Regions from separate parts of the Homo sapiens genome. Here regions 2 and 3 are each linked to region 1. Evidence: chromatin loops called from intact Hi-C (ENCODE). Cell type or tissue: mammary epithelial cell. All regions are shown on one strand. Each heading gives the region's core, and the rest is flanking DNA. Links, peaks and the distances in the headings are about the cores only. Region 1 has its middle 63 kb from the start of DLEU1-AS1. Region 2 has its middle 76 kb from the start of DLEU7-AS1. Region 3 has its middle 10 kb from the start of DLEU1-AS1.

Region 1 (10,992 bases), core at 2,877-6,876:
GAGCCCTCATGGCCTAATCACCTGTCAAAGGCCTTACCTCCTAATACTATCACGCTGCGTCTTAGGTTCCAACATATGAATTTGTGGGGGATACATACGTTCACACCATAGCAATCCCCAACCTTCAGTAAAAGTCTGTAGCTTTGGGGTAGATGGGTAGGATATTCAGTGTAAGGTCATGTAGTACAGAGAAGAGATGGCACATTCCAGAGGTAAGAAATAGACAAGAGAAAGGGAATTCAGAAGCAGGAATAAGAGCCAGAAGTGACACTAGGGAATTCAGGAGCAGGAATAAGAGCCAGAAGTGACAGTAAGAACCCAAGCTCCCCAACCTCTGAAATGCCAGAGATACTGCATAATAAGCTGAGCTTCCCAGAAGCCAATTTACTTATCCATGAACAAGGTGCCCCTAACCCGTTGGAACATGTAGGAACCCCAGTGGATGGTAAGTGTATGTACCCACTTAGAAGGAATGGAACAAAGCTAGCTTTCTGACAATGGACACACGTTTAGTCTGATAAACTGGGCTTGGGAGACAGGCAGAGGACAGGGACTTGGGACAGAGTGGTAGACAAGGAATGTGAGTGAGTCAAGGTGGGAAGGCTAAGGGAGCCCTTTGTGTGCCTCGGAGAACAAAGCTGGTGTCAGCTTTCGGCCTTTTTATGCTAATATTTTATGATTAAAAGTCTAATTCGTTCTTTGGGTTTTATGATTTATACTGCGTACTGTGTAAATCCAGGAAATCAGGCTAGGTTCTCCACGAGCCACATTTGCACAGCTTGATGAGGTTTCGCTTCCACACGGTGTGGCTATTTCTTAGTGGATTCTCTTCTACTTTTAGCCACAGAGCACTTCATCCTGCAGATGTCTTGAGTATGCATCAGCTGTGTCAGCAAAGATCCCTAAGACAGAATTGCTCCCCTGGGATGCCGAGCAGGGATTTACTTCTTTAAACCCCCTTTTATTTAAGTGCTGGCAACAGGGTTATAACAAGGAACATATTTCAAAACCATTTTCTCTGTCCCTATCTATTTCTGCAATCTTTATTTCAGCAAATAAAACCTAGGGTCCAAGTCCCATTTTTTCCCAGGATAATTTCGCCTCTCACACAAGAGTGTGTTTCTGAAATACTAAATCAAGGGGCTGTTGGGGCACCCTCAGAGCTCAGAGCAGCTTGAGTGTGAAGTAAACATTTTCTTTAAGGGGTCTTTCCACAGATATACCAGATGAAAAGTCCAGAGCACTGCGTTTTCCTTCACACAGACCTCAGGCTTTGTGACATCTGGAAAAAGTGGTTTGCTATTTGGACCTTCCAGCAAAACTCTCGTTCAATTGGATTCACATAAGACTGTGCTGTTCGCTTATAGTTTGGACAATAGCAACACCTCTCCTTTTACTTGGCAATGCTAGAAGCTATTTGGATAAAAATGAAAGCCCTTGAAAAAGCATTAGGGAAATTGTCACACTCCTGCTGTAAGGGTGTGAAAGGCTGTCGCTCAGTCTCCTGACCAGAGCTGAAAAGGTGTCTTAGCTCACCTGGATCATCTCAGCCCTCTGTACTGGGGTTTCGACTCCTGATTTTAAGAGCTGGCATCTTAAAGGTTTAGTCCTTGGGTACCAAGCAGGGGAGACACAGGCCCCACTTGAGCACAGAGAAGCCAGGCCAGCAGAGGAAGATAACCCATGGGGCAAACCCCCCTTTTGTTGGCCTTGCAGGACCTGAGTGAAACAGACCAATTATCCACCCCACTCACAATCCCAGTCCATGGGGCAGCACCTCCCTTCCCTTAGCCTAGGAAGAAATTTCCATGGGAGAGGATTTTGTTGTTCTGAGGGGCATTTGGATGAGAATACAAAGAGAATGGGAGGAAACGGGAGAGAAAAATCATCAAGATGAAAAATGAACAAGATTTATGAGGGCAACCCATCCCTCTCCCGCTGCTCAGTCCCGCTCCCCGAAATGTATTTTCCAGCTCCTCATACAGACTGACTTTAAATGAAGCAAGCTAGCAAGCTGCCATCACTTTCTTTGAGAGACTATCAACAGATTAATAGATCTTCCCAATATAGTAATTCTCCTCAAATCAAGCCTATATTTTCCATCACATCACTGAATTTATGTTTCCCTTGGAGTAGCCTAAGCCTTTGTTTATGCCTTTTGAATGTTCATTTCATATCCACCACTATTGTGTTTCCTTTTAGCAATGCAGTCGCTGGGCCAGGTTATATAGCTCTAAGTCTTTGGAATAAGTTTCCTTCCAATCTGTAATTACCTTCATGCTGCTTTTCAGATTTCCTCTGGGTATTGTCATCTTCTGTGCTCTGGTTCTCTGCCCTGTGCGGGGATGAGGGTAACTGGGCTGTGCTTGGATCCTGCTGCGTGGAGCAGGGTTTGGCATTTGGGGGTCTGCAGACTTTCTGGCTTCCACGCTTGCTTTAGGACAAGTTATTAAACCTCTTGGAGTCTAAAACTTCTCATTGGTGACAAAAGTAATTTTTGTCTCTTCCTTCAATCCCCTCACACTCTGTTAACCTCCACACCCAAGCCTGGCTGCTTTATTGATCTCATTCTCATAGTCGTCTATCCTCCCCAGGTCTCAAAACCCTACTGGATATGGCTACAAGATCCAGGGCACAGAGAAGAGAGAGGACGGGTCTTTTGTGATTCTCCCAGCAGGGCAAGAGGTGTGAAGAAATACCAGTTGCCTTGTAGAATACGGACAGAATTGAATGTAGGCAGAGTGAGAATTTGAACTTCTGGGAACAAAGTTGTTAAATAAACAGAATGTTTGCATTATAGAGTCTCAAGAGGCTGCTCTGAGACCGCCTTCCTCTCTGCATCATGTTCGGCCAGTTCCTCTTTGTCTGAAAAACTCTAAAAGACTTCTCTCCTGCTACTTTGTTCTTGATTTCTTTTTGTCACCAAACCTCAGGCTTTTTGTGCTGTTTTTCTCCCATATGTGCTTAAATTTGTAAAATAAATTCATCTGTGTCTTTTGGTTTTATAGGAAGGTCTTGAGAAAACCTGAAAACCGTTAGGACTTCGAAAGGCTGCTTGATTAAGATGCCACTCCCATCCCCCTTCATTTAAAAAGAAAAGCTCTTCAAAGTCTTACAGCTATGAAGACCATATTTTTAGGTTCCTTGTGGTTACTTTAATGTCTGACCTTTCTTTGACATTGTGTTTGGGAAAGGCAGGGGATATCTCCAGAGATAAATTTTGATCCACCATTTTCAGTCCACGCCAACTCCCAAATAGTTGACCCTGATTCATCTTGAAGGCAAATGCTCGGCTTCTTTCACTCTCACCCCTTGGGTGGCGCATCACTCAGACCTTTTGGTTCCCCTTTCCCATCCTCTCCCTACCTCCTCCCAGTTCACGCAAACAAAAGTTGCCCCATCACCAAGAAACTCAGCAGTCCTGACCTTTTCCTCGCCTTTGCTGGTTGTTTGCCTTGGATCTGCTTTTTGGTGCTAACGGCCCAGGCATGAGTCCCAGCCTGGGCCCTGTTCTTTAGGGGATTCAGCTCGGCTTCCCTCGGCCTGCCTGCACTGCCCCCTAGACTGCCCCTCGGTGGCTACCCAAACAGCCAAGGCCCTCCCACACCCAGGTGCAATCTAGTGTATTCCATCAAGGGGTGGCCAAGGCAGTCTGTGTGGGCAGTGCGTGGGAGGAACTGTGTGGGCAGTTCATGGAAGTGAGAACTGATGTTGGACAGAGCCAGGGAGGAAAGGACAGGAGGATGGGTCATAGGCTGGGACCTAAGTGATAGCATCCAGTTTTCCAGAAGCTCTGACGTTCTGCTGCAGAACTGTGAGGAGTCTGAATTCTAAATGGGTCCTCAGCCTTCTGGATATATTTATCAATATAGAGGAGCAAGCATATTTAATGATTTGTGAGCTTCTGTGTAACTTTTACAAATCTAGACCTGTGCTAGGCAGACCTCCATTTATACTCTTCCCTAGGCCTGCTAGAAGGTGTTAGGGCAGGCCTGCCCGGGACTGCAGCTTAGAGCAGTCTGATTTTGTTGATGGGGGTGAAAACTGTCAGAGAGAGGTGCTTTCTGCTGGATGAAAGGAGAGGCTGGAGGCCAGCTCCCCAGACCCAGCCTTCTAGGTGTTCCTACGGCTTTTCTATCCAAATGTCTGCCCCCTAAAGGGAATGTGGCTCTCTGGGGGAAGGGCTGTGCTAGTTCTAGAACGAGTCAGCTTTGGGGAGCAAACATGGTACGTGCTCTCCTAGTGGAGCATCAGTGGCTTTGCAAGCTGGCTAGGCAGTGGGCCCCAATCTATTTTATTAGACCCATCACTCAAACTGAACCCAACACATTACTTTACACTGGCGCGGGGGTACTCAGTGGGTAGACCCCTGAGTCTGTCAGGGGTAGACTTTTCTTTCCTTGTTTGGCTCATTCATGCCCTGTGATTCCTAAAGCATTGCTCATCTCAAGTCTAAGTTGCTGTGCCCCTTGAGGAAAGTTAAATATCATTGTGTTCTTTACCTCAAATGAGTAAAAAAGAAACGTCTTCAACATGGTGAGTTTTCTTAAAACCTCCAATAATATGATTAAACATTTTCATGGTTGATGAAATAAACTTTTCAAAGTAATATGGAAAAAAATGATTCCATTTAAATACCTTTTAGCCAAAAAAACCTATGAAGCTTGTTATGCAGTGCAGGAACAGAGACTTTTGCAGGGCTTGCCTGAGCATCTTGAGGTCTGTGGTTCAGCTACCAGCCCCACCATTGACTCAGGACTCAGCTGGGGTGGAACCCTGCAGGCAGACAGGCCTGTGTGTCCTGGCAGGTTCCCAGAATACAGGCCAGGGTGCACAGGCAGGCAGGGAAGTGACTGAGTGTGTACATGTGAATTTCTGTGCAGACCTCTGCAGAAGCAGCTTGAAAGCCAACCTACTAATATCTCAAGGCTTCAGATTTCCAGAATGCTGACCAATTTATGACTAAGATATGCATTTCTGTGTTCAGGCTACCCACAGATCCAGGGCCATAAATAACTGCCAAAGAAGAGAAGCCTTCTCTCTTCTCTGCTGTTGCTTCATTTTATAGTCTCAGGAAATCTCATCATAGGTAAGTAGTACCTCGAAAACTTAGCCACATTCCTTTGCAAAGAATAACAGAAAGCAAAAAAATACAAACTGCTTCCACCAATCCTGGATAGGCCTGTGTGAGAAAAAGTTATGCATTCATTTAATAAATGTTTATTGGGAGCCTACTATGTGTCAGTCAGTTAGGGCAAGAGGTGTGAACCAGCAAGGATCAGAAGCTTGGCTGAGTTACACAGGGCAGGGTGGGCTGAACTGGGGCAAAAGGATTGCTGGCCTCCAGCCCTGATTTCATAGCATATTGAGTTACCAGATAACTGTCTTGTGTCTCAACCGGCACAGTCATACAGTTTAAGAGTGTTCATTGCTTTGTGTTACAGACTGGTTATAAATAATGACAATGAGACTCAACAAAGTTTAACATAATTTATTTTAACCAACACTTATAGAGCTCTTCGTAAGCACTGTTCTAAGCACTTTGCAAATATTCATTAATCTTCATAACAACCCTATGAGACAGGTACTATTTTTCTCCCTATCTTACACATGGAGAAATGGAGATATGGTCAAGTAACTTGTTCAAGGTTACATAGCTGATAAGTGGTGGAGCTAGAATCGAAACCTAGACAAGGCGATCAACAGTCCTGATTTGTCCAGGATTGTTGGGTTTTCTGGGCTGTGGGACTTTCAGTACTAAAATCAAGACAGTTCCAGGACAAATGGAGACAACTGGTCACCCTAGAACTCTAGCTTCAAAGTCTATGTGTATTGTTAGAACTCACTACTTCTTCCTTAATTCTTCTGGGGTCATTGGCTAAAGATCAGCTTAACTCAAAAACTCCCACCTGGCGTTCATTCCTGGTGGGTGAGAACGGGAGAATGACTGGGAGATGTGTGGGCTCTTGGGGTTCTGGGAAGGGATCGATCCCATAAGTTTTAGAGCAGACACTGACTCCATCAGTCTTTCCCAAATGAATGGGTTCAGACCTCTACTAGGTACTCAATTCTGAGAAGAGTGGCTGAACTGTCCCCCTTTGTTTCTCCCCATCATGGAACAAAGTGAATAAAGACTGAAAAGTCAAATGGAATTGATATTTGTGGATTCTGATGAATTTCAAACTATAGTTTCAAATATACAGTACTTGAGACCAGAAGGGGACTCTTTCTGCAGCTAGATTTCCCTCAATAGAGAAACCCATTTGTACCCTTCCCACCACTTCCTCTCCAGCCAGTGCTTATGAACAATCTGGAGAAGAGGACAGTGCATTCTCCAACCACACTGCTTGTCTACAGCAGGAGCCCACATTGGACTCCATGCCCCGGCTGGCGTCTACTCTTTGTCATGGAGGAGTTTGCCTCTCCAGCCCTCGCCCGGGGCACAGAGCTCTTGCTCTGTGGGCTTCCCTGGAGCCATAGCCTGAGCCATGCCAGCGAAGTCAGAGAAGAGCAGAAGCTCAAACATCCCAAGAATTGTGTTCCATAAAAGGCTCACTTTCTAGTCACACCTTGTACACATTCTCTAGAGAGAATCACCTATTTCTTATTTTTGAAATGTTCTTTAATGTCATAGAATTCAGGCTCAGGCAGACTTGGGTATGAATATCAGCTCTACCACTTATTACTGTGTGGTTCTATCTGAACCTTGGTTTTCCTATCTGTAAAATGGGCATATTAATGCTTACCTCACATGACCAGCTGTAATCTGGGCAATGCACCTAGCTCAGTGCCTGGCCCATAGTTGGTACTTAATAGGATGCCATGAAGGCTCTCAGAACATCCCTATGAGGATAATGCCTAATCATCCCACTGGAAATCCATATACATACTTTATTTAGCAACTGAAAGCGTAAATGTGATTCATTTACTCTGAATAGGTAATCTATTTATAGTGTGGATATGCAAGCATGTATAGTGAAAAGTCTCCCTCCCACCAATAGTCCATAGATGACTCCTAGTTCCTATTTCCTGAAATAATAAATACAGTTTTTTTTTGGAGCCATTTCCAGCCTATATGAGCAAACACATATAGTCATGCATCACTTAATAATAGGAATATGTCCTGAGAAATGCATTGTTAGGCTATTTCCTTGAGCAAAAAGTCTTTAAGAAATGAAAAAGTTTATAAATTTGAAAAATTACAGTAAGCTCATAAAGTGTGCTTACACAGACCTAGATGGTGTAGCCTACTACATATCCAGGCTATATGATGTAGCTTGTTGCTTCCAGGTTACAAACTGTACAGCATGTGACTGTACTGAATATGGTAGGCAACTGTAACATAGTGGTAAGTACTTGCATATCTCTATACATCAAACATAGAAAAGGCACAGTATAAATACAGTATAAAAGATAAAAACATAGTACACCTATACAGGACCCTTACCATGAATGGAACCTGCAGGACTAGCTGCAGAAAGAGCCCCCTCCTGCAGGACTAGGAGTTACTCTAGGTGAGTCAATGAGTGAGTGGTGAGTGATTTTGAGGGCTTAGGACATTGTACTACTGTAGTTTGTATACACACTATACACTTAGGCTACACTAAATTTATTTTAAAAAATTATCTTCAATAATAAATTAACCTTAACTTACTACAACTTTTAAAATTTTTAAACTTTTTCATTTCTTAAGGACATTTTTTTTCCTTTTCATTTCTGGTGGACATTTCTTCCACCTCCACATCTTGTCCCACTGGAAGGTCTTCAGGGGCAATAACACACACGGAGCTGTCATCTCCCATGATAACAAGGCCTTCTTCTGCATACCTCCTGCAGGACCTGTCTGAGTCTGTTTTATAGTAGCTTTATTTTTAAATAGAAAAATTACACTGTAGACTAATGATAAAAAGTGTAGTATAGTAAATACATAAGCCAGTAACATAGTTATTTATTATCATTATCAGATATTACATGCTGTACATAATCACATTTGTTATATTTTATAGAAGGCCAGCATAGTAGGTTGGTATACACCAGCATTACCACAAAAACCTGAGTAATGCATTGTACTACAATGTCATAATGGCTATGATGTCACTAGATAGGAATTTTTCAGCTCCATTATAATCTTGTGGGAGCATCATTATATATGTAGTTCATCATTGACCAAGACGTTATTATGTGATGCAATTTATACATAAATGCTTACATCTTTTTAAAAAAATGTAACTTAGCAGTATATCTTAAAGATTGTTCACTGCAGAAACTGTGGTTTCATTTATTTATAGCTGTATGGTATTCTGTAGTATGGATGTGCATGCCTACAATCTCCTGTCTGTAATTCCTAAAATTAAAAACAAAACAAAACAAACCTCTGTGAACCAAATAGCAAACTCATTTGGTGGCAAAACGTGACTTAGACTGATACAAGGACTGATATATAAGGTTCAATGCCCCATATGAGCTTTCTAAATTTCAAAACATTCTGACATGCAAACCACATCAAAACCCAGGGTTTCAAATAAAAAATTGTGGAGCTGAACTGTAATTCATTTAACTAGACCCTTGTTGACTGGCATTTGGATTTCTAAAAGTACTTTTTGCTATTACAGTGTGGTAGTAAATAATGTTGTATGTCACTTCACACCTGTAAAATAACATACATAGGATTAATTTCTAGAATTGGGATTTCTAGGTCAAAGAGTAAATGCATTTGCAATTTTGACATATTTGGCTAAATTATCCTCTGTAAAGGTTTTATATCTTCTCACCCCTCATAAGCTTATTCCCCCAACATTCTTCTTTTTCAGTCTTTCCATTTGAGAGGAGTAAGCATCTTTTCATACTTTAAATGGCTACATTCAGTTCATTTTCTGTGAGCTGTTCGTTTATTTATTTTGCTCATTTTTTACATTGGATTGTTGAAGTTTTTTTTAGTGATTTGTCAGAGTTCTTTATGTATAAAGGAAATGAATCCCTTGTGATACAATCTGCAATTTTTTTCTAGTTGACTTGCTTTCAACTTACTTGTGGTGGCTTTTGCTGTTGGGTTTATTTGTAGACTTATTTATTTATTTGTTTTCTCTCTCTGCAGACAACTTTCCTTCAGACTATGTGTTTTTTTAACTCCATATGTGGCATAATCTATTCTGATTTTTCTAAAGAAAGAGAAAGAAGTAAAGGATGCAGGGCAAAAAGCTATCCATATGATTTAGGTCTTAGGAGACTCAGGAAATTGATAGGCAACATTGAACATTTTAAATTCAGCACTTACTAAGGGTTTTGTGTTAAGTTTTTGTATCTATCTATAACAATAGCAACTTTCATTAGTGCATAGTACAATAATAGAATATATATATCTTAAAAACAATTTTGTTTTTTGTCTCAGTCAGAAAGCACAACCGTGTGCACAGTCACCTAACCATGTCTATTCCCTGTCTCTTGCTTTCCTTTTTCAAAGCATGTTTTGCTCTGTGGGTGTGCATGCCTGTGCGTGTGTTTTGTTTTTAAAGACATTGCTCATGTGCATAGTGCAAAGGTCATTAAAGAGAAAATTTGATTAGTTATTAAGTATGTTGTAAATATATTGGTATTGAAGACTATTTATTATATTTCCAAAGAAAAGATAAATGTTTCAAATACTTTAAGATAAAGAAGACTTCTGTTGAAATCCCCAATTAACTTTAAACTTTTCAAATCAGCAATCAGAATGAAAGGTGGTTAACCATCTGACATTTTGGCAATCTTGTGACATATACCGTAGTAAAGGCCAAAAAAACTGGAATTGAGTTTCATGAGAGGGAACAGATTCTAAGATTCGAGTGCAGAGGTGCCTGCATTATTCGAGTGCAGAGGTGCCTGCATTATTGTGGCTCTATTTGCTGTCTATTTCACTTGCCTATGCTTTGGGCCAGTGTAGGCCTCTTCTCTTTTCACTTTAAGCCTGTGGTTAATTTTCAAGTAAGAGGGCCCCATGGGGTGAGGCCCAGAGGAGGCGAAGGCTGGGGGTAGGTCAGGCGGGGGCGGGTGGGGGGGGGCCTGCAGACCACAGCCTCTGTTTATCCGCAGTGCAGGTGCAAGGCAGTGGCGGGAAGGCGGTGCCCCTGGGACTTCTCCCAATCAATCACCCCACCTAGGCCACCGGGTGGCCCCTTGGGGCTGCCTCACACAAAGTGCAGCCTTTCTCTGACATCCCAAACAGGCAGAGAGGCCAGAGTTCACAGAGAGCAGGGCTTTCACTACTTGGCTGTTTTTAAAATGTAGTCAAGTTAAACTGCAGGGAGAGTCCCAAATGGTAAAAATCTAAATAGTCTCACTTTCAGTCCATCTCCCTGCTCCCTGGAGCTGCTCTGACCTTACCTTCGATTTCCTGTCTTGAGCCTCCCCTCTCCATTTGAGGGGGTCACTGTTGTTTTTTCCCTCCTGTGAAACTCCTGCTTAGCTTCCAGCCTTTGGAGAAAGTGCTTAATATTTTCAGCAGTGGAGACTTCCTTTGCAGGCTTCAGAAAGACAATTTTCTTCGGGGAAGAAAGAAAGTGAGACCATAGCCAATGCAGCAGCTGACAGCCTCTAGCCAGACAGATGTTAGAGGAGGCAGAAGTGAGGAAAGATACAATATACTTTGGGGAATTTGTTAATCTGAAATTATTAATTATACTCTTGCTAAAGGCATTGTATTAAAAATCGGGCAACAAGAGAAAGAAGTAGAGATGCAGTTTCTACAATTCAGTTCACAATATACTTGAAAAGATCAAATAATGGCACATCAAAAGTAGAAACAGTAAATGGGTTAGCTCGGGGTTTAAATCCTAGTGCTGCTAGTTCATAGCTATATGACCCTGGCAAATTGCTTAACCTCTCTGAGCCTCTATTTTCTCATGAGTAAAGTGGAGATAGTGAGAGTATATACCTCCTAGGATTGCCCTGAGGATTAAATGAGATAAGTATGTAAAGTGCATGTCACTGGACTTGGCCTTCAGCAAGACTTAGTGA
Region 2 (10,992 bases), core at 2,960-6,959, 140 kb after region 1:
CACCCACCCCTCCTCAGCTGACAGTTTACTTCTCCAACTTCAACAGCTTCTACCCAAATCCCCCTGGGAACCAGCCTGCAACAGCCACCTGACTTTCCCGCCTCCTCCTTTCACGGAACACAGGCTTCCATTTAACCAGAAATACATGTTTTTTAACTTAAATTTCCCTCGAAAATACACAAGGGTTTAAATTAAGGGTAAACGTTGCATTTTCAAATCACAAAAGTTTTTGCCAAAATTCACAATGTTTGAAAAAAATAGGTTGAGACACTTTCTGAAAGGTTTTCCCATCTGCAGTGAAATTTGTGGATCGCATGGGAGGTCTTTTCATGTGTGTCATCGTTCTAAGAGCCCACTGGCTATGCCTTTTATTTCTCCAGGCATGGGTGCACCTCGGGGGTGGGCTGAGCACCTATGAGTCTAGGTGGCAGTTTCTAATTAGGGCTGTGACCTTGACCATGCCCCCTACCTTCCTGGGCCTCAGGAAATGAAGATGGAACCAGCTCCACTCATAACTGAGCCTGGAGACTTCATGTTTCTAGACTTACTGAGATTCTTGGATGACACATGCCAATTAATCCAGTTAATCTTTTTCTTATCAGCAAGAGGCAAGAGGAAAGTGGGGGCACGGGGAAGGTGAAATTATTTATATCCTCAATTTTATATGTTTTTCTGGGCAATGTTTTAAGCACTGCACATACCATATATCTGCTAGAGGTGCCCAGCAATGTGAGACAAAACTCATAGCAGGCAATGGAATGAAGAGCCACCTCCTCTGAGCTACAAAATCATTGCTATGCTAAAAACTATAATTCTACGAGGTCTATGACTTTTTTGTCCTTAATATGTGCTAAGTGTTACCCAAAAAAAGAATAAGAAGTTCTGTACGCTCTTGCATACGTGTGTGTGTGTGTGTGTGAGTGTGTGTGAGCAAGGAGGTTTCCGAATGTATGAAGAGGCAGAGATTGAAAAATCGTCTTGTGCTATTCACAAGTATGAGGTCTAGGTATTTTTTTTTCTCTGTTTTTAGTAAGCATGTGTGCATGCATTTAGTGGGTGAGGACTGAAGAATTAACAAAAGCTCCAACCAAATACTAATTTGTTCAGTGAATGTGAAGGTAATCCAGGATGAGGCCTGATTTCATATTTGCATGCAATCACAGTATTTTCTTTGCCACCGAGTTGTTCATCTGGGAGGTGGGGGTCATTGACACCAGCTGGTTTGAGGTGCCACACCTGTGAAGGGCTGCTCCCATCATTCTCACCTGACTCTCATGAGAAGCTACATCCCCCTAAGGCCTGGGCTCCCTGTGATTCCCAAGGAATCACGTTGGGAATACCTCCAGGGTTGCTGTGTCTGTTGGTCTCAGTTCCCTGGGCCAGTCCTCTTCCACTTCCCTGAAGAGATTCCAAGTTATCCTCCTGGCTTTTCTCGGACCCTACACTGATCCCCATTACACCCTCAAGATGTGCAGAGCTGCACACTGCTGTGACTTTGGGTTATTCTGCATGAACACTCGGTGTCAACGCCAGGCAAGCTGGCTCCCCAGCCTCTTCCAGAATGAGACACCTTCTCTCTGCTTCTCCCCTGTGGGTGCTGGATCACTGCAGGTAAGTCACCTTGGGAATCTGGTGAAAATAAAGTTTCTTTCTTAGTAGATCTGGGGTGGTGCCTGAGAGTTTGCATTTCTAACAGCTTGCAGGTGAGAAAGGTGCAGTCCTGACTTTTTGAGAGCAAGACTTTGAAGTGCACCTCAGGCTGCAGATGTTCATACCTGGCAGGGTCACCTTCTTGGCCTCTGGCTCCAGCCCTGGCCACAGGAACACCTCTCAGGAGACAGGAAGAAGCTAGTCCTTAGGTTGTAAAGTAATCACATGAGGTTGGGCTTTGGTCGGGGGTGGGAATGGGTGTCTGCAGCTTTTTCCAATTACAGATAAGAAACTAGTTGTTTTAAAGACAAATAAGAAATATAATAGACTAACATTGCAGTTCCCTAGATATATATAGTCTAAGAAATAGTGGTCCTATGTGATGTTAATAGGAGTTATGTGCAAAAGGAATCTCTATGCTCAAATGAGTTCTAGAATTTAAAATCTAAACACAAGGTTAAACAAAGTTTAATAGGTTTTTACTGCAGAACTTTTCAAAAGCTTTAATAAGTGAACGTACATTATAGATCTCCAAGAAGGACATAAAGTATGCTACACTCCCCAAAAGTGTTTTCCCAGGAAAGCCCTATTTTTTTTTCAGCGAGGTTAATAGGACTAAATCTCCATGGGGAAGGGTCAAGCTCTTTGGGAAAGTGCATCATAGGAACCCACCAAGAGTTGACTTCATCAGCCTTTCTCAGCTCTTCTTTTGCCTGCCCCAAAGATTACAGAACAGGAGTGTTTGTTTTCTCAGATTCATTTGTGATAACTTAGTCATTTTAAGGATGTTCATGTGTCCATTGACTTTTTTTTTCTTTACAAATAGCACACATTTCTCTCAAATGCTAAGCCTGGAATATAAAAATTATGTCATCATGTCACCTGTTCATATGCACATCATACTCACTACTGAAGGGTATTCCTTTACCACTGTCTCCCCTCCTTAATATACAGTTGACCCTTTACAGGGGTGAGGTTTGGGGCAATGACACCCACACCTGCACAGTTGAAAATCTTTGTATAACTTTTTTTTCAGAATTCTATCAGATATATTTATTTATTTATTTGTCTGTTGTTTTTGTTTCAGAGAGACATGTGCAGGTTTGTCACGTAGGTACATTGGTTTCACGGGTTTGGTGTACAAATTATTTAATCACCCATGTATTAAAATAAGCATAGTACTCCATAGGTAGTTTTCAGATCCTCACCCTCCTCCCACCCTCCACCCTCAATTAGGCTAAAGTGTTTGTTATTCCCTCCTTTATGTCTATGTGTACTCAAGTGCTTAGCTCCCACTTATAAGAAAGAACATGCAGTATTTGGTTTTCTGTTCCTTTGTCAGTTCACTTAGGATAGTGACCTCCAGCTCCATGCATGTTGCTGCAAATGACAATATCTTATTCTTTTTCATGGCTGCATAGTATTCCATGATATATATGTACCACATTTTTTTTATTCAGTCTACTATTGATGGGCACCTAGGGTGACCCCATGTCTTTGCTATTGTGAACAGTGCCACAATGATCATTTGTGTGCATGTGTCTTTATGGTAGAAATATTTCTATTCCTTTAGGTATTTACCTAATAATGGGATTGCTGGATCAAATGGTACTTCTGTTTTAAGTTTTTTGAGAAATTACCAAACTGCTTTCCACAGTGGCTGAACTAATTTATAATACAGTGTGTAAGCAGAGTATAAGTGTTCTCTTTTCTCTGCAGCCTTGCCAGCATCTATTATTTTTTGACTTTTTAATAATAACCATTCTGACTGTTGTGAGGTGGTATCTCATTGTGGTTTTGATTTGCATTTCTTTGATGATTAGTGATGTTGAGCATTTTTTCATATGCTTGTTGGCCACGCATACATCTTCTTTTGAAAAGTGTCTGTTCATGTCCTGTGCCCACTTTTTAATGGGGTTGTGTGTGTTCTATAACTTTGGACTCCCTGAAACTTAACTTATCGTCTATTTTTGAGCAGAAGGCTTCCAGATAACATAAACAGTTCAATTAACACATATTTAGTATGTTATATGTGTTATATACCATATTCTTACAATAGAGTAAGCTAGAAAAAAAAAGAATGTTATTAAGAAAATCATAAGCGAAAATATATTTACTATTCATTAAGTGGAAGTGGATCATCATAAAGGTCTTTATGCTTGTTGTCTTCATGTTGAATAGGCTGCGGAGGAGGAGGCAGAGGAGGGGTTGGTCTTGCTGTCTCGGGGTGGCAGAGCTGGAAGAGGTGGAAGGGGAGGCAGCACACTCAGTGTAACTTTTACTGAAAAAAATCTGCAAGTAAGCAGATCTGAGCAACTCAAACCCATGTTGTTCAAGGGTCAACCATGTAAGCAGAATGGTTGTGGTAGAGCAGAGGAAAGGTAAGAGAAAGAGTATTTAAAACAATGAGAGCAATATATTTCCCTCATTGCTTATCACTTGCAATTAGAAAAGCCCAGCAGATTGATTTGGTTAAATATTTTGAGTAAGTTTAAGAATTTTTCTTTCAAATTCAAGAGTTTGTCTGGGCAGATAGTAGAAAAAATATAAGATAAGTGAACTCAGAGAGCAGTGCTTCCTCTAGATTCTGCTGAGGGGTCTCCATCCTGGTGAATATTTCCTTGAACATAGAAGTAAAAATACTTTCCAGGGAATCTCCTGGTTTTTAAATCAGAGTGTGGCATGCAACTGGAATTTCTGTGGTTGTGTTTCAGGCAGGCAGAAAAGGCATTTTACAACTTCAAATCTGTGGGCAATTCACTCAATGGCTGCATCCCAAAATTCTGCATCCCAAGATTACCAAAATTCTGTTGGTTATCTTTGAGAGAATTAGATAAAAAAAGATGGAGCAAATGAAGGTGTGTGTGTTTGTGTGTGGGTGTGAGGTAGGAGAATAAATAGAGTCTGGAGACAGGGAATCCATGGCTGATTCACTGACTTCCTAGAACTTAATCAAAAGGAAAACCCCACCTCTCCACACCCACATAACAAAAGGATCAGAGGCTACTCCTTTTACACTGCATAGCCGATGAAAAATGGAAAGTACCCCTGATTGGTCCCCTCCTGCAACCAATCAGACAGGTCGTGGCCCAAGTCTTCATGTCTAACTTTGTAACTTCACTTCAGCCTCTGATTGGTCACCTCCTGTGACCAGAGTGGTCGTCGGCCAAGTCTTCATTTATGGAGAGTGTAACCAAGTAACCAATGGGAAACCTGTAGTGGGTATTTAAACCCCAGAAAATTCTGTAACCAGTGCTCTTGAGTGGAGTGTACTTTCATTTCAATAAATCTGTGCTTTCATTGCTTCATTCTTTCATTGCTTTGCTTGTGCATTTTGTCCAATTCTTGGTTCAAAATGCCAAAAACCTGGACAACTTGTAGTCAAGGCCCTCCACTGGCAACATGTATATGTGTTTTTGAGGTGGTAGGTAGCTGAGATTGAAGATGAGTGGATTTATGAATTGAATAACAATAAATATCCTACTTAAAAATGTTAAAAGTTGGAAATCATCTCTTATTGTGATAACATATTTCTCCTCCCTGGGAATCTGTTGGACAGATTGGAGCTGGCAGGGTAGGGCCTGTATTGTTGAAGTTGCCATGGCTACTGCAGGAAGTGAGCTTTCTTCTAAAAACCTCACTGGCCCAAGAACAAGCCCAGGCAAGTCTACAATTCAATGACTTAGAAGTATTTTCTTATTCTAAAATGTTGCACTGATAATTGCTAAGAAGTATAAACAAAGGAAAGGGAGGCTGTTTGTCTTTGTCTTTCTTCCTAATTAGTCCCTTTCCTTACATTTTCCTTAATTATCTACACACCTGAATACAAGTCCCTCCCAATTACAAAGCCAATGCCTATTTTTTGAAACAGAAAATTTTAAAAACATTTTTTGCCAATTTGAACATATAAATATTTAAGCCTCTAAGTGAAATCGTTAAAAATCTACTTATAATATTCCATTTATTAATCTACACATATGTATATTAATTGCATAAAACTGAAAAGAAAATTATATACACTCATACTTTGCAATATTGCTTTATTCTACTCTGATATTTCATGAAACAATCTGTTCACATGTGTCGTGTGCATCTTGGCTGTCAGCAACTTTGCCATCACTGGAAACCCTTTCTGATTTTTTAAAACAGTTTTCCAAAACTATCTTCTCTGCCACCCACGTTTCTATAACACAGCAATTTTTAAATACAGATGTAATACTATCACAGAAAATTTTATCCCAGACCACAAGTATCCATTTCTACAAGCTAGGACAGGTTTTCTTTTTATAATTCATCATCCATGTTTTAGTGATCTCCATCACGTCTCACTTACTGTATTGCTTTTTAAAAAAAGCTCATGTTCGAGCTGGGCATGGTGGCTCACGCCTGTAATCCCAGCACTTTGGGAGGCTGAGGTGGGCTAATCATGAGGTCAGGAGCTCGAGACCAGCCTGGCCAACATGGTGAAACCCCATGTCTAATAAAAATACAAAAAATTAGGTAGGCATGGTGGCAGGCACCTGTAATGCCAGCTACTCAGGTCGAGGCAGGAGAATCACTTGAATCCAGGAGGTGGAGGTTGCAGTGAGCCGAGATCGAGCCACTGCACTCCAGCCCAGGCAACAGTATGAGACTCCATCTCAAAAAAAAAAAAAAAAAAAAGCTTATGTGCTTATGTTCAATGGTATGCAAGACTTGAAAGAATGAGTTAAACTCCCAAAGGAAAAATGATCACACTATGTTAAATTTCTTTGAGTCCTTTTTTTAAAATTCAAAATGAATTCTATTAGATGACCTAACAAAATAGCAGTAGTAACAACAACTAACACTTCCCAAGCCTTTGTCATCTGCCAAACACTGTTGAAACACAGTATGCATAGTAACTTATGTAAGGGCCTCTTTCTCAAGAGTGCTTCCAGAGTGTGGCAGAGGAGGCTCCCTGAGCAGATATGGCTGTGGACCAGAAAAAACATCACTCACTGTGATGTCCTGAGGGCATCAGATGGTTTCTACTTGTGTGTGCCTTACTGCTGCTTAATCTGCTGGTTATCAAACGCACACGCATGTATGCGCACTCACACACACACAGTTGACTACCTTTTCTTTTTGTCAGAGGGAAATAGAAGATCTCAACAGCATGCCATTGTTTTAGATAAGTGGTTCTCAGCACTTGTCTGCATATTAGAACCATCTGAGAAAGCGTTTTAAAAACAGTGATGATGCTCAAGCCTCAACCCAGAGCAAATACATCAGAATTTATGTCTGGTGGAGCCAGAGCATCAATGGATTTGAAAGCTCCTCAGGTGATTCTCATTTTTAACCAGCCTGAGAACCAATGTTTTAGATTATTGCACACAAACCAAATGTCCTCATATTTCTCCCTAGATGAATTGAATGTCCTGCACCTACTAGGAAGTTTAGAATTACTATCCATACTCTTTCAGTATTCAGCAGCTTTTCAAAAATTCTGCTTAGAGGAATGCCTGGTGGATTCACGGATCTTACCTGTATGTTTAGAATACATCCAAGTTCTTCTGGACTCATAACACCACCCAGAGACTGATGCAAGGGATCTATCTCCCCACCAGCTTCTCCCCACTCGTTAAGGGGGGCACCCAACTCCTCAACTCTGTCCCCTACCTGCCCACACCCACACACACACATTTCCTGTCTCATATCTCTCAATCTTTAGTTGATCACACTAGAGACATTCTCTTTCTGATCTAACAATTCTCCTTCCACAGTTTTTCCTTCTAATAAAGCCCACTTAACAAAATAATAATAGTAACTTCCGCTTTGACTGTTAAGTATCACACATTTACTAGGTAGGCATTTTATATAACTATCATTAAAGCCTCACAACAAACCTAGGATAGACTCATTTTGCAGATAAGGACACTAAAGGCCGTAGAGAAAATACAACCTCCTTAACATCACCTAAGTAGCAAGTAGCAAGTCTGGGATTCCGACTCTGATATATTGATTCCAATGCTGAAAGCTCCAAGCTGTATTACCGCACTCTCTGGCTTCATTGATGTGCAGTTTGTACAGTCACACAGGGTCCTGTGCTCAGAGGACATCAAACTTGATGTAATGCTGTCTGTCACTGTCTGGAAGTTCTGAATAATTTTTGAACAAGGAGTTCCACATTTTTCTTTTGCACTAGGCTCCGCAAATTAGGAGTCCTGCTCTTCTACTCCTGCCAGAAACAAATCAAGGCAAGTCACTCTATATCTTTTGAGAACCAAAAGTGTATTCAAATCTTGACCACTTAGAATAAAAGCAGTGAACTAAAGAAAAAACGTATGTTTTAATGTGAAATTAGACCTGATAGAGAACTGGTACTACTAACCTTTGAAGTTCCAGAAAATGTTCAAAATCTTCAATAAGGCTGCTTTCCACCTTATCGTCCTCTGAGTAACCTAATTTTACTCATATTGGCCCTCAAAATAAGATTTTTAAAACTTAATGATCTAGTTTTTTGTTATTTCCATTCTGTAGCTAATCCCATCTCCAACTAATACACCCATCTCCCCAAAAATAAAGATCAGTTATTTCATTTCCTTTGGGAGCCAAAGCACACTCAAATTGTGATCATTTAGAGAAAAAAGGGAATATTAACATTTAGAAAAACCTATGACCTTAAAGATAGATTAAAAATACCCAATCTGAAGAACAGAGAGAAAAAAGATAAAAATAGGAAGAAGATGAGGACGAAGTAAAGGAAGAACAACAATGAAGTCCCAGGGACTGGTGGTTAATATCTAAAAGTCTGCCATGCATACTACTGGAATCCTAGAAGAAAATAATAGGGTAGAAAAGTATTTGAAGAAATAATATGCAACAATGTCTAAAATTTGGAGAAATATATAGTTTTACAACTTAAGGAAGAGTAATAAACTTCAAACAAAATAAAGATAAGGCATACCTACCCCTATCTATAAGAGATAAACTTTAAAGAGACAGGTAGATTAACAGTAAATGAATAGAAGGATACATACCATGCAAACAGTAAATCTTAAGAGAGCTGTCATGACTATATTAACATCAGGCGAAGTAGACCTCAGGACAAAGAATAATGCCAAAGTAAAAAGGGACATTTCATAATGATAAAATACCCAATTCTCCAGGAAGATTTTTAGTTATAAATGTGTATGTATAATAACAGAGTTTCAAAATACCTGGAGCAAATATTGAAAGAATTAAAGGAAGAAATAGACAATACCACAATCATACTCAAAGAATTTAACATCCTTCTCTCAAACAATGGTAGAGCAGTTAGACAAGAATTCAGTAAAGACATAAAACATATGAGTAACACTATCAACCATCTTACCCTAGTTGATATTTATAGAGTACTTCATCAAGCAACAGCACAATAAACATTCCTTTCAAGAGTACATGTTCACCAAGGGAGACTATATACTTGGCCATAAAGCAAGTCTCAATAAATTAAACAATATAAAATTGTACCAAATTCACTCTTTGTATACTATGGAATTAAATTAGAAATCAACAAGATAGAAAACCCCCAAATATTTGGAAATTAAATAGCAAATTTCTAAATATTATAATTATGTCTCAGAAAAGAAATTACAAGAAAAAATAGAAAATATATGAAAAAATGAAAATATTATAAACTATGCATCTAACAAAATCTAATATCCAGTATCTATAAGGAACTTAAACACATTTACAAGAAAAAAACAACCTCATTAAAAAGTGGGCAAAGGACATGAACAAACACTTTTCAAAATAAGACATCCATGCTGTCAACAAGCATATGAAAAAAGCTCAATATCACCAATCGTTAGAGAAACGAAAATCAAAACTACAATGAATACCGCCTCACATCAGTCGGCATGATTATTACTAAAACGTCAAAAAATAACAGATGCTGGCAAGGTTGCAGAGAAAAAGGAATGCTTCTACACTGTTGGTGGGAGTGTAAATTAGTTTAACCATTGTGGAAAGCAGTGTGGCTATTCCTCGAATAGCTAAAAACAGGACTGCCATTCAACCCAGGAATCTCATCACTGTATGTATACCCAAAGGAATATAAATAGTTCTATCATGAAAATACATGCGTGTGTACGTTAATTGCAATACTATTAACAATAGCAAAGACGAAGAATCAATCTAAATACCCATCCATGGTAGACTGGATAAAGAAAATGTGGTACATTTACATCATAATATTGAATACTATGCAGCCATAGTAAAAGAAAGAAAGAATGTCCTTTTCAGGAACATGGAGGTCATCAACCTTAGCAAAGTAACACAGGAACAGAAAACCAAATACCATGTGTTCTCACTTATAAGTGGCAGCTAAATAATGAGAACACATGGACACGTAAAGGGGAACAGCAGACACTGGGGCCTACTTGAGGGTGGAGGGTGGGAGGAGGGAGAGGAGCAGAATAAATAACTATCGGGTACCAGGCTTAGTACCTGAGTGACAAGATAATTTGTAAAACAAACCCCCATGACATGAGTTTACCTATATAACAAATCTGCACATATACGCAGAACCTAAAATAAAAGTTAAAGAAAAGAAAGATGTATTTAAATTCGTGAAATGTAGCAAAAGCAATCCCTAGAGAAAATGTTATAGCTTTTAATGTTTAGATTACCAAAGAGGAATGATCTCAACTTGGTAGCCAAGATTCTGTTTCAAGAAGGAAGAAAAGAAAAACACAATAATTTCAAAGTAAATAAAAGAAAGGAAATAATTTTAAAAGGAAAGAAATTTAGCAGAGCCGATATTTGGAAAATACTCAGAAAAATTGATAAGCACTCAGTTGGAGAGAAAGGAGAAATGGAGAGGGAGAGAGAACACAAAGTATTAATACCACCAAGAATGAAGGAAAAATTGTTACTACAGATCCTACAAATATTAAATGGATGAGAAGAAGTAGATACCAAAAATTTAGCAACTTGAGGTTAACAAATTCCTTGAAAAATACAACTTACATAATGTGAAATCTGACACAAGGTAAAACTGAAATCTGAATAGCGCAATATCATGTTTCAGGATAATTTTCCACGTAGTTTCACAGGAAAAAAATTATCCAACATTTAATGAGTTTGTGGGGTGGGGGAACTCCAATCTCATACAAAATCTCTCAGAAAATAAAGAGAGCTCACTTCCCTATTTATTTTGTGAGGTCAATAAAACCTTAATACAAAAACCTGTCAAAGACATTTAAAAAGAAAAAACTGCTAGACTGATATCTCTCATGCACATAAAAGCAAAAATATTTAACAAAATATTAGCAAATTGAAATAGTCAAAATATAAAAAGATAATACATTATGACCAAATGGAGTTTATCCTAGGAAT
Region 3 (10,992 bases), core at 2,928-6,927, 53 kb before region 1:
CAGAAAAAAGACTGGAAGGATTTGTGTCGATGAAATGTTAATAGTGGTTCTTAGGATGGTGGAATGATTAGTGGGTTTTTATTACCTTTATGTGGCACTTTTTCAAATTTTCTGTAAAAAGGCTGTATTAACTTTATGATCAGAAGTATAAACATTAGTTTTGTAATTTTCTTTGCTATCAAGGGCTCCCTCTGCTGCTCACCTAAAAAATTATGAAGAGTTGGCTTCCTACTTCTCATTCCTGATTTTCCTCATCTCCTAATAGCCTCTGTTCTTATCTTGTGACCACTTTCCACTTATTTACCTTAGAAGCAGACTCGTCTAATTTGAGTATTTGGAATGATATGTCAAGTTCTAGACTTTGTTTTTAATTGAGATATAACTGACATACACTAGTCGTCCGTTTAAAGGGTACAATTCAGTGGCTTTTAAGTATATTCACAGAGTTGTGCAAATGTCACCATGATCTAATACCAGAATATTTCTGTCACCCCCAAAAGAAAACCTATGCTCATTATCAGTAACCCTTGATTACTTCTTTCCGCCATCCCTGGTAACCACTAAACTACTCTTAGTATTTATGGTGTTGGGTCTAAGAAAATGATACCCCACACAATGGTGCTTTGGCATACTGAACACTTTGAATTAAATGAAGATGGAGTACCTTAGAAGCTGTCTCAGAACCCAAAACATTTTAACCCTCTTTTGTTTCTTCTCCCCTGACTCCAAGAGCAAGGAGGGACTCTGTCTGGAATTTCCTTATCTAACTAAGGAAACTTCTCAAAAGACATGCAATTGTCTGAAGACTCACTCTCCAGGAATCTCATGAAATAATCCAGAAAGATTACCCACCTGAGAGAAGAAAAGACTATAAAAGTCATCACTACATGCAGTTAGACTTTTCATCTATTCTTTTGAGGGCAGGTTGGAGAGATTACCTAGGAGACTTTTTCTACATACTAAGACAACCTTTGTTCACAAGGCAGTTCCACCCCTCTCCTTCCCTTAACTTGCCAGTCCCATTCAGTTTCCTAAGATAATTATTTACAAAATAATATTTGCCTCCTGGGTGCATTCATTTCCTCTGAAAATCACTTACTACCCTTCTAAAATTTGTTACAGCTCCCAAGTTTTCTCTCCCCTATGAGGAGGACATTTAAACCTTAACCATATGGCCCTTTTTTGAGTCTCATGTTTTGTATGGCTCCCATGATTATGCATATTAATTAATGTGTAAACTTTTTCTCATGTTAATCTGTCTATTGTCACTTTATTTCAGTGAACCTTCAGAAAGGGCAGAAAGGAAGTTTACTTCTGCCTCTACAATGGATTTGCCTACTTTAGACATGTTTTCAAGATTTATCCACGTCATGGCATATACCAGAACTTCATTTCTTTTATGATTGAATAATATTACATGGTTTTAATATACTATATTTTGTTTATCTGTTCATCAATTAATAAATCTTTGGGTTGTTTTCACTTTTAGGCTATAATAATTAACGCTGTTAGGAATATTTACTTGTAAGTTTTTGTTATATGTTTTTAATTCTCCTGGGTAGATACTTAGGGATAAAATTGCTGAATTAGATTGTAACTTTATGTTTAGAAACTGCCCAACTGTTTTCCAAAGTAACTATCATTTTAATATTTCACCAGCATTGTATGACAGTTCTGGTCTTTCCTTATTTAAACTAATACTTAATTGTTGCCTTTTATTGTAGCTATCCTAGTAGATATGAAGTGTTATCTCATTATGGTTTTGATTTGCATTCTCTAATGACTAATAATATCAAGCATCTTTTCATGTGTATACAAGATATTTGTATATCTTCTTTAGAGAAATGTCTACTCAAATCCTGTGCCTATGTTTTAATTGGATAATTTATGTTTTTATTGTTGAGTTGTAATAGTTTTTAAATATATTCTGGATCCTAGACCTTTAACAGTACATGATTTGTAAATATTTTCTCCCATTCTGTGGGTTGGCTTTTCACTTCTTTATATTATCTTTTGAAGTACAAGTTTTTTATTTTGATAAAGTCCAGTTTATCTATTTTTTTCTTTTTTTGCTTGTCTTTTGGTGTCGTATCTAACAAACCATTGCCTAAATCTGAGGTCACAAATTTTACAGCTGTGATTTCTTCTAAGAGTTTTATGCTTTTAGCTTTCACATTTAGGTCTTTGATACATTCTGTGTTAGTTTTTGTATAGGGTAAGAGATAGGAATCCAATTTCATTCTTTTATATGTGTATATGTGTATCTCCCATTTTTGCAGCACCATTTGTTTAAAAGACTATTGTTTCCTCCTTTGAACTGTTCGGACATTCTTGTCAAAAATCAGTTGACCATAAATGTATGAGTTTATTTTCAGACTCTCAATCCTATTCCATTGATAAATATGACTATCCTATGCCACTACTGTACAATCTTTATTGCTGTAGCTTTGTGCTGTAGATATCAAAATCAGTAAGTGTTAGTTCTTTAACTTTGGGTTTTTTTTTTCAGATTATTTTTGTTATTCTGGACCCCTTGCATTTCCACATGAGGTTCAGTATTAGCTTATACATTTATACAAAAAAGGCAGCTGGAATTTTGATGGAGACAGTGCAAAAACTCTAGACGAATTCAAGGAGTTTGTTATCTTAACAATATTAAGTGTTCCAATCCGTGAACCCAAGATGTATTTCCAGTTATTTAAGTCTTCTTTAGTTTCTTTCAATAACATTTTATAGTTTTTAGTATGCTAGTCTTGGAATTATTTTGTTAAATTTATTCCTAATTATTTTATTCTTAAAGCTGTTATAAATGAAATTATTTTAATTTTATTTACTGGTTGTTCATTGCTGGTGTATGAAAATACAATTGAGTATTCTGTATTTCTCCTGTATCCTTTAACCTTGCTAAACTGGCTTATTAGACTTTCGTGAATTCCTTAAAATTTTCTATATAATGTCATTGGCAAAGAGATAGATTTACTTCTTCCTTTTCAATTTGGCTGCCTTTATTTATTTTTCTTCACTAATTGCTCTGGCTAGAGACTCCAATACAGTGTTGAATAGGAGAGGCTAGAAAGAACATTCATTTCCTGGTCTTAGTGGGAAAGATTCCAGGATTTCGGCATTAAGCATGATATTAGCTGTGCATTTTACTCTGATGTTGTTTACCAAGTAGAGGAAGTTCCCTTTCATCCCATTTATTGAGTGTTTCATCATGAAATCATTTTTATTATAGATTCAGACAAATTATTTTTCTGCATCTTTTGAGATGATTCTGTAATTTTAGTCTTTCTTTATTAACATGGTATATGACATAGAAAAATTTTGGTATATCAAACCAACCTTGCATTCCATTGATAAATTCCATTTGATCATTTGGTACAATTCTTTTTAAAATGTTGCACACTGAATTAAGTGTTCTAGTATTTTTTGAGGTTTTTTTTGGCATTTATATTTATAAGGGATATTGTTCTGGAAGTATCCTTACTTGGGATATTTTTGTCTGGGTCTGATATCAGAGCAACACTGATCTTATAGAATAAGATGGGAAATAGTCCCACCTCTTCTATTTTTGAAAGAGTTTGCAAAAGATTGCACTTACTTGTTTTTGAAACATTTGGTAGAATTTGCCAGTGAGTACATCTGGTCATAGGCTTTTCTTTGTGGGAAGTTTTTTGATTATGAATTCAATTTCTGTATTTGTTATAGGTTTATTTAGAGTCTGGCAGTTTGTTTATAATGTGCCTCAAAGAGAATTTTTTGGGGGTTGAATCTAATTAGGGACCTTTGAGTTTCCTGAATCTGGGTGTTTATATCTCTCCTAAGACTTGGGAAGTTTTCAGCTATTATTTAATTAAATAGGTTTTCTGTGCCTATCTTCATCTCTTCTCCCTCTGGCATTGTTACAATATGAATATTTGTTGGCTTAATGATGTCCTGTAGGTCCCATAGGATTTCTTCATTCTTTTTATTCTTATTTGTCTTACCTCTGAGTTATTTCAAAAGAACTATCTTAAAGTTCAGAAATTCTTTATTCTGTTTGATTTAGTCTGTTGTTGAAACTCTCAATTGTATTTTTATTTCATTCAAGGCACTCATCAGTGTCAAGATTTTCGTTTGGTTCTTCTCATGATATCAATCTCTGTTGTTTTCCTAATTTCATTGAATTGTATTGAATATTGGCTGTATTCTCTTGTATCTCACTGAGTTTCTTAAGATCATTATTTTAAATTCCCTTTCTGGAATTTTGTTCTTTTCTTTGGATTCTGTTACTGGAGAATTATTTTGCTCCTTTAGACGTGTCGTGTTTCCTTACTTTTTCTGTGTGTGTGTGTGTGTGTGTGTGTGTGTGTGTGTGTGTGTTCCTTTGTTGATATCTGTGCATACCAGTGGAACAGTCATCTTTTCAAATTTGGTGGAGTAGTTTTCAGAGGGAGAGACTGTTTCCTGCACATGAGTCATAGGATGTTGTTTAAGTGTGGTGTGTTGGCTTTGGTTTTAGATGGACTCAGTAGCATGGTCTCTGCATTTTATTCAGCTGCAATCCTCATTTATAGTGTCTGCAATTGTTTCAGTGGCCTAGGCTGTTGGTTTGTGATGGCAGTGATATGGTTTTGCTGGGCGAGGTGGGGTGGGGGTAGGGGTTGCTGGGCTGGCTGGCAGGCCAAGTGTGTAGGTATATCAGACTGTCCAGCTGTGTGTCATCTTCCATATTGTGCAAGTCCACCTATTCCCTTGTGGGTGGGGTGCTCTATGTGTTTGAACACCAAAATCTTAGCCATTCCACACAGCAATAGGCTCCAAGCAGCTAGGATAGTGGTGATGCAGCCACTCAAGCGAGCATACTGGAATGATGGCATGACTTCAGGGATACAGAAAAATAGTGGCTACTGGATCCCAGGGCAGGACTCACTCTAGTAGTGGGTCCAGTTTCGAGATGGCACTGTGTCATACAGCTTTGGTGTGGGGAGTGGGGTGTGTGTGTGTGCACAAAATGGGCTCCTGTTTTGAGGCAATGCAGTTACATGAACTCTAGGCAACTCTCCTAACTGGTTTAGGACATGTGAGGACTATCTACCTCTCCTGTAGCAAAGAACACAGGCATCTGCAGCAGTAACGAGGACTGCTGGGCAGTTGTAGCTTACCCTCTCCCCATAAGAAGTTCATCCTGGCTTTGAGCTGATCTCAACAGGGAAAACAGTATGGCTGAAATAGGGTTCTTCACTCTCTTGTCTATGGTGCTATCCTGGGTTTCTGTGTTCCACAAGGATTTTGCAATTTTCCTGGTGCTCTCCAGTGTACTTCCTCATTCATGCTAGTGAAAATACAGTTGTTTATTCATTGTTTTGGTCCCTTTTTGCTGGGGAAGATGAATACCAGGCAAGTCTAGACAGCTATCTTGCTGACATGCCAGTCCACAAGTTTTTTCAGTTGTCTTAATTTGTAACAATCTTGTTCAGATTAAAATAAACTTAATTTCAATAGTATATAAAAATTTTGCATTTGTATAGCTCTATTTCCTTCTGCCTCCTTTGTGCTATTATTTACTAAATTTACTTTAGTCTGAAGGATTATCTTTAGTATTTCTTGTAGAGCAGTCTGCTAGTGATATATCCTTTCAGTTGTTTATTAGAAATATCTTAACTTCATTTTCCTTAGTTTTTTTACTATATTTAAAATTTCAGCAGCAAAATTTTGTGCTGTTACTGTAATACAAATTAGATTTATATAACATATACTCACAACACAAATTCATAATTATTGCTTTAAGAGGGTTTGAAATAATAAGTTAGAAAAATCAGAGTTACAAATAAAAAAATACATTTATACTGTCTTGTATATGTAGTTACTTTTTCTAATGCTCTTTATTTTCTTTATTTGAATTTGAGTCACTGTCTAGTGTTCTTTGACTTTAGTGTGAAGGACTATCTTTAGTATTTATTTTATTTTATTTTTTTTTGAGATGGAGTTTCACTCTTGTCACCCAGGCTGGAGTGCAATGGTGTGATCTCAGCTCACTACAACCTCTGCCTCCAGGGTTGAAGCGATTCTCCTGCCTCAGCTTCCTCAGTAGCTAGAATTACAGGCATGTGCCACCATGCCTGGCTAATTTTTGTATTTTTAGTAGGATGGGGTTTCTCCATGTTGGTCAGGCTGGTCTTGAACTCCTGACCTCGGGTGATCCACGCGCCTCGGCCTCCCAAAGTGCTGCGATCACAGACATGAGCCACTATGACTGGCCTATCTTGAGTATTTCTTGTAGAGCAGCCTGCTAGTGATAAATCCTCTCAGCTGTTTATTAGGAATGTCTTAACTTCACTATTTTGAAGAATACTTTTGCTGGATATAAAATTCTAGGTCGACATCTTGGTTGACATTTTTTTTTTTTAACACTTAGAGTATATAATTCCATTGCTTCTGGCTTCCATGGTTTCTGATGAGAAATTATTTGTTATTTTTATTGAGAATCCATTGACCTGATGAGTAGTTTCTTTCTTTCAGGTTTCAAGATTCTTTCTTTGTCCTTCAACAGTTTTATTATGATGTATCTAGTTGTAGATCTCTTTGACTTTATCATACTTGGAGTTCGTTGAGCTTCTTGGATATATAGTATAACATTTTCCTTCCAATTTGGAAAGTTTTCAGTCATTATTTTTAATTTTTTCCCCCTTTCTCTTTATCCTTGACGTCTGAGACTACATTTATGCATGTTTTTAGGCTTGATTATCTCTGAGTCTCTGCTTATTTTTTTTAATTCTCTTTATTTCTATTACCTAGAGTGGATAATCTCAATGGACCTGTCTTAAAATTTACTGATTCTTTTGTCTGCTTGCTGAAATCTGCTGTTGAGCCCTTATAGTAAATTTTTATTTCAATTATTTATTTTTCAACTCCAGAATTTCTATTCAGTTCATTTTTATAATTATCTCTTTATTGATATCCTCCATTTGCTGAAATATCATTCTCATACTTACCATAATTATTTAGATATAGTTTCCTTGGTTCTTTGACCGTTTTTTAAATTTCTGACTTAAAGTCTATGTCTAGTAAGTCCAACGGCTGTATTTTCTTGTGGATAATTTCTGTTGCTTACTCTATTTTTTCTGTATATAGACTATTATCTGTCTTTGCATGTCCTATTTTTTTCCTGGGTATTTAAAATAATTTGATGTGGCACTGAAAATCAGACTTTCCTTCTTCTAGGGTTTCTGGTGGTAGTGGTTTTCTGAACTAATTCTTGCTGGTGGTAGTGGTTTCTGAACTAAATACAAAGCCTGTATTTGTTGTTGTTATTGTTATGAGTAGCCACTGAAATTTCTGCTCAGTGGTCAGCTAATGATCAGAGAGAAAGTATTTTACATGCCTGGAAGAAATAAGTACTAAAGTTTTTGCTGAGAGGTTCTGTGTACATTTTGGAGCATGGCTTTGACACTAAGTCAAGAACTTGACAATTCTGTCTTAGCCTTTACTTCCTGCTTATACAAAGCTTCAAGTTTAGCCAGAACTGAGAGCACAGGGCATTGTCTGTTTTTCCTGACAATACGCATAGTCCTGAACTTGCACATGGCTCCACATATGCATGTAGCCTTTTAGATTCCCAGGAATATGTCAGCTTTTCAAAGTTCCCCATGAACATCTCAGATTTTCCTTTGAAGCCTTTTGGTTAGTCTATTGTTTGTATCAACTGTGTCTCACTTCTTCAGGGAGCTGCAATATTCAACAGATTGTTTTCAACAAATGCTCCAGAGGAAAAGGCTGTTTGCATTAGATGACTTTTGAAGCAGATCTTATAAGGACAACCTTTTAAGTAGGGTCTTCCAGGGAACTTCCAGAAAGGTCAAATAATTTTAATTTTCTGGGAATGGGGATTCAAAGAAGCTCCAACCTTGTTTTGCCCTTTCCAGTGACTACAATGCTTTTGCTTTTCATTGTGATTGTGGGTTGTTTATTTTATATCTACTGTAGAGCTGGAGAAGGTAGAGTGGATTGGAATAGGACAAGTTAAAATGCCACAAAACTCTCTGTACTTACTGAGATTCAGCCATTTTTCTGAATAAACACTCTCTGGATTGCTGCAAGCTTTTGGTTCCTTTCCAGACTTCTGAAAAAGTTAACTCTGACAATTTTTGCTGGTTTTCTCATTGCTTTTATGGGGGAGAGGATTTTCAGAAGTCATTACTTCATCATTTTCACTGACATCACTTCAAGTTCTATTTTTTTAATGAATTTTTTAAAGAATTCTGAAATTCCCTCTTAATCACACCTAAATGAGCCACTGTTTATTGAACTTATATTGAACTAATAAGAACAGAATTTAGTTTAACTCACCTGGCAACCTTGATGAAAAGTGGAGTCAGCTGAGCCATTACTCCTTCTCTAAACAATGCTGACTGAATGCAATGTCACTTTGATAGACATTACAGTCAAACAAATGCTCAACACTATTTAGTTGTCTGTATTTGATACTATGTTGAGTGCTGAATAGGTGGAGTGAAAAGATTATTATTCTCAGTTTCTGGTAGCACCACCTGCTCTAGTCAAGACCAGGTATTGAATTCTACTCAGAAATTTTGTCTGTATGGATGACACCTTGTACTAAGTAGATTATTAATGCTTACATTTTGTTTCTTGGGGGGTACTTTAAGACTGCATAATTCAATCTTGGATCCTTAGAATCCTAAACTTTTAGAATTGGAAACATCCTTAGGTATCATCTAGTCTTTCATTTCCCAAAAGGTGTTCTAGAGATGTTTATAAATGCAAAGGGACAGAAGAAATACTTTGAGTGAATGTGGCTTAAACAAAGTCAAGCAGGTTTATTTACTGCTGGGGTTTTTGTAACATTCAATATACTACTTTATACTCTAAATTTCTAAAAGGGGGCAACAACTTGTTGCATTTCCCTAATTAATTGGAGAATGAATTCTTTTTATTAAAACATGTCTCCTAGAAAATGTTCTGTAGGGTTAGGAAAACACTGACCTAATTCAGTATCATTATTTTATCTATAAAGAGATTGAAGCTCAGGACTGCCAGATTTAACAAATTACAATGCAAGTCTTCTAGCAAAATTTGAATTTCATGTAAATAATGAATAACTTTTTATCATTTGCATAAGGCATACTTATACTGTACTAAAAATATATTACTTATATGAAATTTACATTTAGCTGAGCATTCTGTATTTTTGTCTGGTGATCCTAGCAATTGGCTTATCCAAAATGACATAGCAAATGCATAGAAGAACTGGGGCTAAAATAAAGTTTTTATACTCTTACTTAGTGGTTTTATTTTCTAAGCTACATAGCATGGTTAAGGGTTTAATGGCACTGTGGCCTACTAAGGAGATACTATAATACATATAGAACCGCTTCACTCTTCTGTGACCCTCTATCACAGTGTCTGCCTAACAACCTAGCAGGAGAATACTACAACCAATATTAATGTAATTGAAAAATAACAATGATGGCCAGGTACGGTGGCTCATGCCTGTAATCACAGCACTTTGGGAGGCCAAGGTGGGTGGATCACAAGGTCAGGAGTTCGAGACCAGCATGGCCAAGATGGTGAAACCCCGTCTTCACTAAAATTACAAAAATTAGCTGGGTGTGGTGGTGGGCGCCTGTAATCCCAGCTACTTGAGAGGCTGAGGCAGGAGAATCGCTTGAACCCGTGAGGCGGAGGTTGCAGTGAACCAAGATCGTGCCACTCCGCTCTAGCCTGGGCGACAGAGGAAAACTCTGTCTTAAAAAAAAAAAAAAGAAAGAAAAAGAAAATTAACAATCATAATGATGACTGACCTTTATTGGATGCTTACTGCATGCCAAGCACTGTTCCAAGAGACTTCTGTCTTTTGTCATTTATGCCTCCACAACAGCCCTATAGGCAGGGGCTATTGTTTTCCCATGTTACAGATGCAGGAACTGAGGCACAAGAGGGTAAGCAAATTGGCCAGGATCTCTCACAGCAGATAAGTGGCAGAGCTGAGGAAGAACTTTTAGGAAAGGAAAATTATATTTTGAAAAATCCCTTTTAAAATATATACCATAATTGAGAAGAAGTAAACTTTCTTTTTGACCGATCTCTGGAGGCTTGTTTGAACTCACTTTTAAGAAATAAAACCTCTGCCTGTCAGATGAATATCTTTATTGCAAAGGAAATTTGTATCATACAGCTCCTCCTAAGCAAGGAAAAACATAAAACAGAGATCTATGTTGGGTTGTGATATCTCTTTCTAGGTGAAGGTTAGGGGCAGAACCATAGGTCTAAGACTTGGAGCTGCAAATAGCAACAGGTCCTGCACATGGTACCTGCATTTGTAAGTGGAGGACAAAAACCACATCTTATCACTCCTCTTTCCTCAGTAGAATGTAGAGCAATAACTGGCATGTAGAAGGAGCTCAATAAAGATATCCAAACATATCTTTCTAGGAGATATGTTTTAATAAAAAAGGTCTGTTCTCTAATTACTTAAGGGGAAAAGACCCTCACTAATCCTTTGAGTAGAGACACACACTCATAGCACCCACCACCAAAGCCTTCTTTCCCGTATGAAAGACAGCGATGCATGTGAGAATGGCTTCAGATTCCCTTCCTTTTTGACACTGAAACCTGACATTCTTTTGGATTAAGAACCTAACTAGCTCTACCCAACTAGCTCATAGATTCCTTGGCTGGAAAGCTGCCTTGGAGAGTTAAGAAAAATGAGGTTTCCAGAAAATTGAGGTGAAGGGGCACAAGCCTTTCAAAGCTGTCATATTAAAATCAGCACGTTGACCATCATTTTCTGGAGACTTGGAGTGTAGACGAGAAGGCAGCCAGGGACATGGTGAAATGTGATTTTATCTCGGTGGTCAGTCTGAGTCTTTGTGGATCTCCTCACTCACATGTCTTTCCTCACTGATACCCAGCCCTTATTTACCAAGTCCCTTTGGCAAACAAGGGACCCATTTCCTCTTGAACTCTTGTCAAAATCGTTTTTAATTATTATAG

Evidence for each region. Peaks named below come from ENCODE experiments on the same cell type or tissue, not always from the same donor. Only the 100,000 strongest peaks of a DNase experiment are listed, where the experiment ranks them.
Region 2: a loop joins it to region 1, with 4 times the contacts of the local background. A loop is called at or near these places in 1 of 110 quality-filtered maps.
Region 3: it touches region 1 in a loop (2.8-fold over the local background); 3 of 110 quality-filtered maps call a loop at or near these places.

What each region holds. Positions count from the first base shown.
Region 1 is chr13:50,584,488-50,595,479 of GRCh38, forward strand. No RefSeq gene overlaps it. Among named protein-coding and RNA genes, the nearest start is that of DLEU1-AS1, 63 kb to the left of the region's middle. RefSeq lists a silencer at 9,990-10,189 and an enhancer at 10,290-10,489. In mammary epithelial cell, for the core only: no CTCF peak of the experiment used is centred there; DNase peaks (open chromatin) are centred at 4,884 and 5,364; H3K27ac peaks cover 835 bases.
Region 2 is chr13:50,726,315-50,737,306 of GRCh38, forward strand. It overlaps a transcript of DLEU7 not described here. Among named protein-coding and RNA genes, the nearest start is that of DLEU7-AS1, 76 kb to the right of the region's middle. RefSeq lists an enhancer at 5,173-5,372. In mammary epithelial cell, for the core only: no CTCF peak of the experiment used is centred there; DNase peaks (open chromatin) are centred at 5,267, 5,897 and 6,607; H3K27ac peaks cover 2,520 bases.
Region 3 is chr13:50,531,914-50,542,905 of GRCh38, forward strand. No RefSeq gene overlaps it. Among named protein-coding and RNA genes, the nearest start is that of DLEU1-AS1, 10 kb to the left of the region's middle. In mammary epithelial cell, for the core only: no CTCF peak of the experiment used is centred there; a DNase peak (open chromatin) is centred at 4,448.